Linked DNA regions of Homo sapiens: region 1 is linked to region 2. Evidence: chromatin contacts called from ENCODE Hi-C or POLR2A ChIA-PET data. All regions are on one chromosome and are shown on one strand. Each heading gives the region's core, a stretch centred on a gene start or an enhancer-like site at or near the end of the contact. The rest is flanking DNA. Distances are from core to core; before and after follow the strand shown. Region 1 overlaps ADGRE5 (adhesion G protein-coupled receptor E5). Region 2 holds the start of IL27RA (interleukin 27 receptor subunit alpha).

Evidence for each region. Hi-C counts contacts between places; a loop is a spot of excess contacts on that map. ChIA-PET counts read pairs that join two places held with the same protein, here RNA polymerase II (POLR2A). Pooled maps may share reads with other maps.
Region 1: a loop to region 2 is called in a pooled map, with 2.7 times the contacts of the local background. The contact joins the enhancer-like site here to the promoter of IL27RA in region 2. A Hi-C loop is called at or near these places in 1 of 50 pooled maps. POLR2A ChIA-PET finds 5 or more read pairs at or near these places in 6 of 52 experiments (AG04449, CD8-positive, alpha-beta memory T cell, T-cell and 3 more).

The regions. Positions count from the first base shown.
Region 1 is chr19:14,383,396-14,386,224 of GRCh38, forward strand. All of the region lies in intron 1 of ADGRE5 (adhesion G protein-coupled receptor E5), which reads left to right. Among named protein-coding and RNA genes, the nearest start is that of ADGRE5, 3.4 kb to the left of the region's middle. Within about 2 kb of position 1,461, at least 23 of the 41 ENCODE cell types and tissues checked have a DNase peak (open chromatin) inside an H3K27ac peak, as active enhancers do.
Region 2 is chr19:14,030,275-14,033,045 of GRCh38, forward strand. IL27RA (interleukin 27 receptor subunit alpha) reads left to right here and starts at 1,488. Exons shown (of 14, transcript NM_004843.4): 1 at 1,488-1,698; 2 at 2,112-2,229. The coding sequence starts at 1,599. RLN3 (relaxin 3) reads left to right here. Exons shown (of 2, transcript NM_080864.4): 2 at 436-1,277. The coding sequence ends at 674. RefSeq lists silencers at 1,267-1,396, 1,467-1,516, 1,527-1,646, 1,657-1,706.

The DNA.
Region 1 (2,829 bases), core at 211-2,710, 350 kb after region 2:
TCGGGAGCCTGAGGTAGGAGAGTCTCTTGAACCTGGGAGGTGGAGGTTGCAGTGAGCTGAGATCACGCCACTGCACTCCAGCCTGGGTGACAGTGAGACCCTGTCTCAAAATAAATGAATAAATAATAAATTATGATGATTATTAAATTCTGGTAAGACACTAGTGGGTCTGGGGAATTGTCTCGGGGTCCTTAGGAGGAAGCCTAAAGAAGGGGTGACTGCCCCACCACCCCCCACCCCAGGATCTCAATGCAGGAAACTGACTACTTAGGGCTCAGCCCAGAGAATGCAAACCAGAAGGAACTCAAACCAGAACAGCAGCTTCTCTCCCGGCTTCTGTTTGGGCAACTTCCAAGGCCCCAGATGGAGGCAGCTGGGCCCTGTAGCCTCACGGTGGGAGTAGAGAACCCAGCTCAGCCCATGCAGAGGGGATGGGGCACAAAGGAACCCTGCCCAGGGCCCTGAGGACCTCAATCCCTCAATTCCTCCTTCCCCAACCTCTTCTGTTTATTGGATTCCTCCTGATCCTTTTCTGGGCTCCAAGCCTCAGTTTCTCTATCTGTAGAATGGGCATCAACACAGCCCCTGCCTCCTAGAGTGGTTCTGAGCTTTAAAGGAGTTACCTGGGGCTTTGGGAGTTAGAGATGAATCTGCCTAGATCCTGTCCTGCCAGGGGAGGTCATTTTGTGGTCTGTTCTGCAAAGAGGAACTGGGTTCTGGCCGAGGGAGGAACTAGCCAAGCCTTGTGGCCAGAGAGGAGGAAGAGGGGAATCCTGACAGAAGTGGGGAGTACGGGCTTGGGCTGGGGGGTTTCGGCCTTGGTTTAACCCAGCTGGAAGGAGTGTGGAGGTGGGAGTGGGGATCTCTGCCTTCCACCCACCTAAGGGGTACTAAATTTGAACACAGTGGCTGAGTGGTCCGGGGACCTCCAATCTGCACCCCAAACACCCGCCCTCTGAAGCTGTGCTCATAACAGACCCCAAAATTCCCCTGGAAGCCCCTCCAGGGTTGAATTGGGGCAAATGAGTGGTGAGTCATTCCTTCCCTTAGGCCCAGGAAGTGACTCATGCCCAGCCGTTGTCCTGGTCCCCATCCCTCTGCCCGACACCCCCCTTCAGGTCTCCCTGGATTATTGGGGTCCCCAGTATTCCCAGATCGGCAGGGACTGGACGTCCCCTCCCAGCCCGCCCCAGGCCCCACCTGCCGCTCATATCCCAACGCCCTCCGTTCCCCTGCCCTTCCCCTCTGTTTCCATCCACCCTCCTTTCTCATGGTTTTCTTTCTTCCTCACTGTTTATCTCTCTGTCTCTCTGTTCTCTCTGTCCCATCTCCTCCTGTTTCCCCTTCTGCTCTTTATGGGCCCCTTGTTTCTCTCTCCACCTCTCTCTATCACCATGTAATTTCTGTCTCTCTGTCTGTCTCTATCTCTCCGTGTCTCTGTCTCCTCTGTCTTATATTTCTCTAGCTGTCTTCTTTCTCCTCTCTGTCTCCCTCTCTCTCTCCAGCTTGTCTCCTTTCTCCTCTCTGTCTCCGTCTCTGTCCCTCTATCTCTCTGTCTCTCTCTCTCTTTGTTCTTTTCTTTTCTTTCTTTTTTTTTTTTTTGAGACTCTTGCTCTTTTTTTTTTTTTTTTTTTTTTGAGAGTCTTGCTCTGTTGCCCAGGCTGGCGTGCAGTGGCGGGATCTCAGCTCACTGCAACCTCTGCCTTCTGTGTTCAAGCGATTCTCCTGCCTCCACCTCCCAAATAGCTGGGATTACAGGCGTGTGCCACCATGCCCGGCTAATTTTTTGTATTTTTAGTAGAGATGGGGTTTCACTATGTTGGCCAGGCTGGTCTCACACTCCTGGCCTCAGGTGATCCATCTGCCTCGGCCTCCCAAAGTGCTGGGATTACAGGCGTGAACCACCAAGCACAGCCCCCCACCTTCTGTCTCTCTGTCTCTTTGTGTCTCTGTCTCTCTTTCTGTGTCTCTCTTTCTTTCTGACTCTTTCTCTCTCTCTGTCTGTCTCTCTCTCTCTCTAATCTCTATTTTCTCTCCACCCCTGCTTCTTTGTCTCTATCTCTCTGGTGAACAGCAAGGAGATCCCTAGGTCCCCATCTCTGAATCCCCTGGTGACCTGAGGAGGGTCCCCCAGAACATGCCTTGGGAGGGGGAACCCCCTGAGTGCTGGGAACCGCCACTCCACGTGCACCCCAACAGGCGGCTACAGCGTCTTCCTGTGGGAGGGGGGCCCGGGGGTGAAATATCACCACTGGGTTCCAGGACAGACCGCCAGGGCCAGTGGCAGTTGTGGGTGTGGTGTGTGTGCACCTGTGTCCCTGAGGAAGCGTGGAGGTCCAGGGCATCTCAGAGCCTGGGTGATCCAACACCGTCATTTTTTTTTTTTTTTTTCTGAGACGGAGTCTTGCTCTGTCACTCAGGCTGGAGTGCAGTGGCGTGATCTTGGCTTGCTGCAACTCTGCCTCCTTAGTTCAAGCGATTCTCAAGCCTCAGTCTCCCAAGTAGCTGGGATAACAGGCACCCACCACCACGCCCAGCTAATTTTTTGTATTTTCAGTAGAGAGGGGGTTTCACCATATTAGGCAGGCTGGTCTCGAACTCCCGATCTCAAGTGATCCACCCGCCTCGGCCTCCCAAAGTGCTGGGATTACAGGCATGAGCCACTGTGCCTGACCACGCCTTCATTTTTACCTAAAGAAATGAAGATGGCAGGCAGGGCCTGGCGGCTTGTGCCAGCACTTTGGGAGGCCAAGGCAGGTGGATCACGAGGTCAGGAGATCGAAACCATCCTGGCTAACATGGTGAAACCCCTTCTCTACTAAAAATATA
Region 2 (2,771 bases), core at 238-2,737:
TTACTTGCTCACGATTAGAGAAGCTGGATTCATGCTCAGTCAGCCCAGCTCCCAAATGTACCAGGTCCTCAATTAATAAAGAGTAAGGAGAAATAAATGACAGGGCTGGGTGCGGTGGCTCACGCCTGTAATCCCAGCACTTTGGGTGGCTGAGGTGGGCACATCACTTGAGGTCAGGAGTTTGCGACCAGCCTGAACAACATGGTGAACCCCATCTCTATAACAATACAAAAATCAGCCAGGCCTGCTGGCAGACACCTGTAATCCCACCTACTCTGGCAGAGCCAGAATTTGAACCCAGGACTGGGTGGAATAAAAACTCTGAACTATGTCTATGACTGTTGTCACAAGATCAGAGCTAGACTGGCCAGGAGCCATGACTGTGGGTGCAGCAGCAGCTGAGCCCTGATCACTAACTCTGTTCATCTTTTGCAGGAGATACCTTCCCGGATGCAGATGCTGATGAAGACAGTCTGGCAGGCGAGCTGGATGAGGCCATGGGGTCCAGCGAGTGGCTGGCCCTGACCAAGTCACCCCAGGCCTTTTACAGGGGGCGACCCAGCTGGCAAGGAACCCCTGGGGTTCTTCGGGGCAGCCGAGATGTCCTGGCTGGCCTTTCCAGCAGCTGCTGCAAGTGGGGGTGTAGCAAAAGTGAAATCAGTAGCCTTTGCTAGTTTGAGGGCTGGGCAGCCGTGGGCACCAGGACCAATGCCCCAGTCCTGCCATCCACTCAACTAGTGTCTGGCTGGGCACCTGTCTTTCGAGCCTCACACATTCATTCATTCATCTACAAGTCACAGAGGCACTGTGGGCTCAGGCACAGTCTCCCGACACCACCTATCCAACCCTGCCCTTTGACCAGCCTATCATGACCCTGGCCCCTAAGGAAGCTGTGCCCCTGCCTGGTCAAGTGGGGACCCCCCCATCCTGACCCCTGACCTCTCCCCAGCCCTAACCATGCGTTTGCCTGGCCTACACACTCCACTGCCACAACTGGGTCCCTACTCTACCTAGGCTGGCCACACAGAGACCCCTGCCCCCTTCCCAGTCCAAACTGTGGCCATTGTCCCCTGACCAGCTAAAATCAAGCCTCTGTCTCAGTCCAGCCTTTGCACGCACGCTTCCTTTGCCCTGCTTTCCATCCCCTCTCCCTCCAACTCCCCTGCCAGAGTTCCAAGGCTGTGGACCCCAGAGAAGGTGGCAGGTGGCCCCCCTAGGAGAGCTCTGGGCACATTCGAATCTTCCCAAACTCCAATAATAAAAATTCGAAGACTTTGGCAGAGAGTGTGTGTGTGTGTGTATGGTTGTTGGGCGTAGGACAGGTTTCGGGGATGCGCGGTACGCGGTACCACCCCTCGGAGGCCCCCACCCCCAGACGCCCAGGCCGCCTCCCCACTCCCCCTCAAGCAGCCCCAGCCGGGGACTTTCCGTCGCGGGGAAGGGGCGGGGACCCTGAGCGAAAGGTGCGGAGGCGGCCTGCCGGGGTGGTTCGGCTTCCCGTTGCCGCCTCGGGCGCTGTACCCAGAGCTCGAAGAGGAGCAGCGCGGCCGCGCGGACCCGGCAAGGCTGGGCCGGACTCGGGGCTCCCGAGGGACGCCATGCGGGGAGGCAGGGGCGCCCCTTTCTGGCTGTGGCCGCTGCCCAAGCTGGCGCTGCTGCCTCTGTTGTGGGTGCTTTTCCAGCGGACGCGTCCCCAGGGTGAGTGCTGGAGGGAGCTCGTGTCCCGGGCGCTGCCGCTGCGCTCCCCGCGAAGGCGCCAGTGCTCCAGGATAAGCCACGCGTATGCAGAGCGAACGGTAGAGGTGCAGGCGCCACTCGGCTCCTCCCGGGGCAGGGACCCGGCGACACTGGGGAATGGGCGGCAGCGAGGTCGAACCGGAGCCCCGGGGCGGGGTGGGGGAGCTCTCTGGGTGGTTAACAGGATGTGGCGAGCACAGGGAAAGGGGGGGTTTGCACGGAGCCCGGGCAGGGGTGCCTAGCGCCTCCCTTCCTGCTGCTCATTTCCCTAAGCCCCCCCACCTTGCAATTGTCAGAAGTCCAAGTTCTGGGGTGTGCAGGCGGAAGGGGGGGATTCGACCCCCTTTCCTGAGACCCTCTGACTCCCTCTCCAGGCAGCGCCGGGCCACTGCAGTGCTACGGAGTTGGACCCTTGGGCGACTTGAACTGCTCGTGGGAGCCTCTTGGGGACCTGGGAGCCCCCTCCGAGTTACACCTCCAGAGCCAAAAGTAGTGAGTACAGGGAGGTGACGTGGGGAAACAGGCTTTGGAGGTGGCCGCTCAGGCCCCAGGCTGCTTTGGTTGAAAGGTTCCAGGAGTCAAGCCTGGCCAACATGGTGAAACCCTGTCTATACTAAAAATACAAAAAAAAAAAAAAAAAAAAAATTACCCAGGGGTGGTGGCGCGCGCCTGTAGTCCCTGATACTCAGGAGGCTGAGACAGGAGAATCGCTTGAACCCGGGAGGCGGAGGTTGCAGTAAGCCCAGATCTCGCCACTGCACTCCAGCCTGGGGGACAGAGGGAGACTCTGTCTCAAAAAAAAAAAAAAAAAAAAAGAAAAGAAAAGAAAAGAAAGTCCCAGGAGTCTGCCCCCCTCCCCCAATACTCCTCCACTCCTTCAATTCTAGCTTCCCTCGTTTCTTTGCTGTGTCACCCTGGGCAAGTCACTTTCCCTCTTTGAGTCTCCTTTTCATTTCTCTATTAAATAGCAATCATAGGGCCAGGAGAGGTGGTTTGCACCTGTCATCCCAGCATTTTGGGAGGCCGAGGCGGGA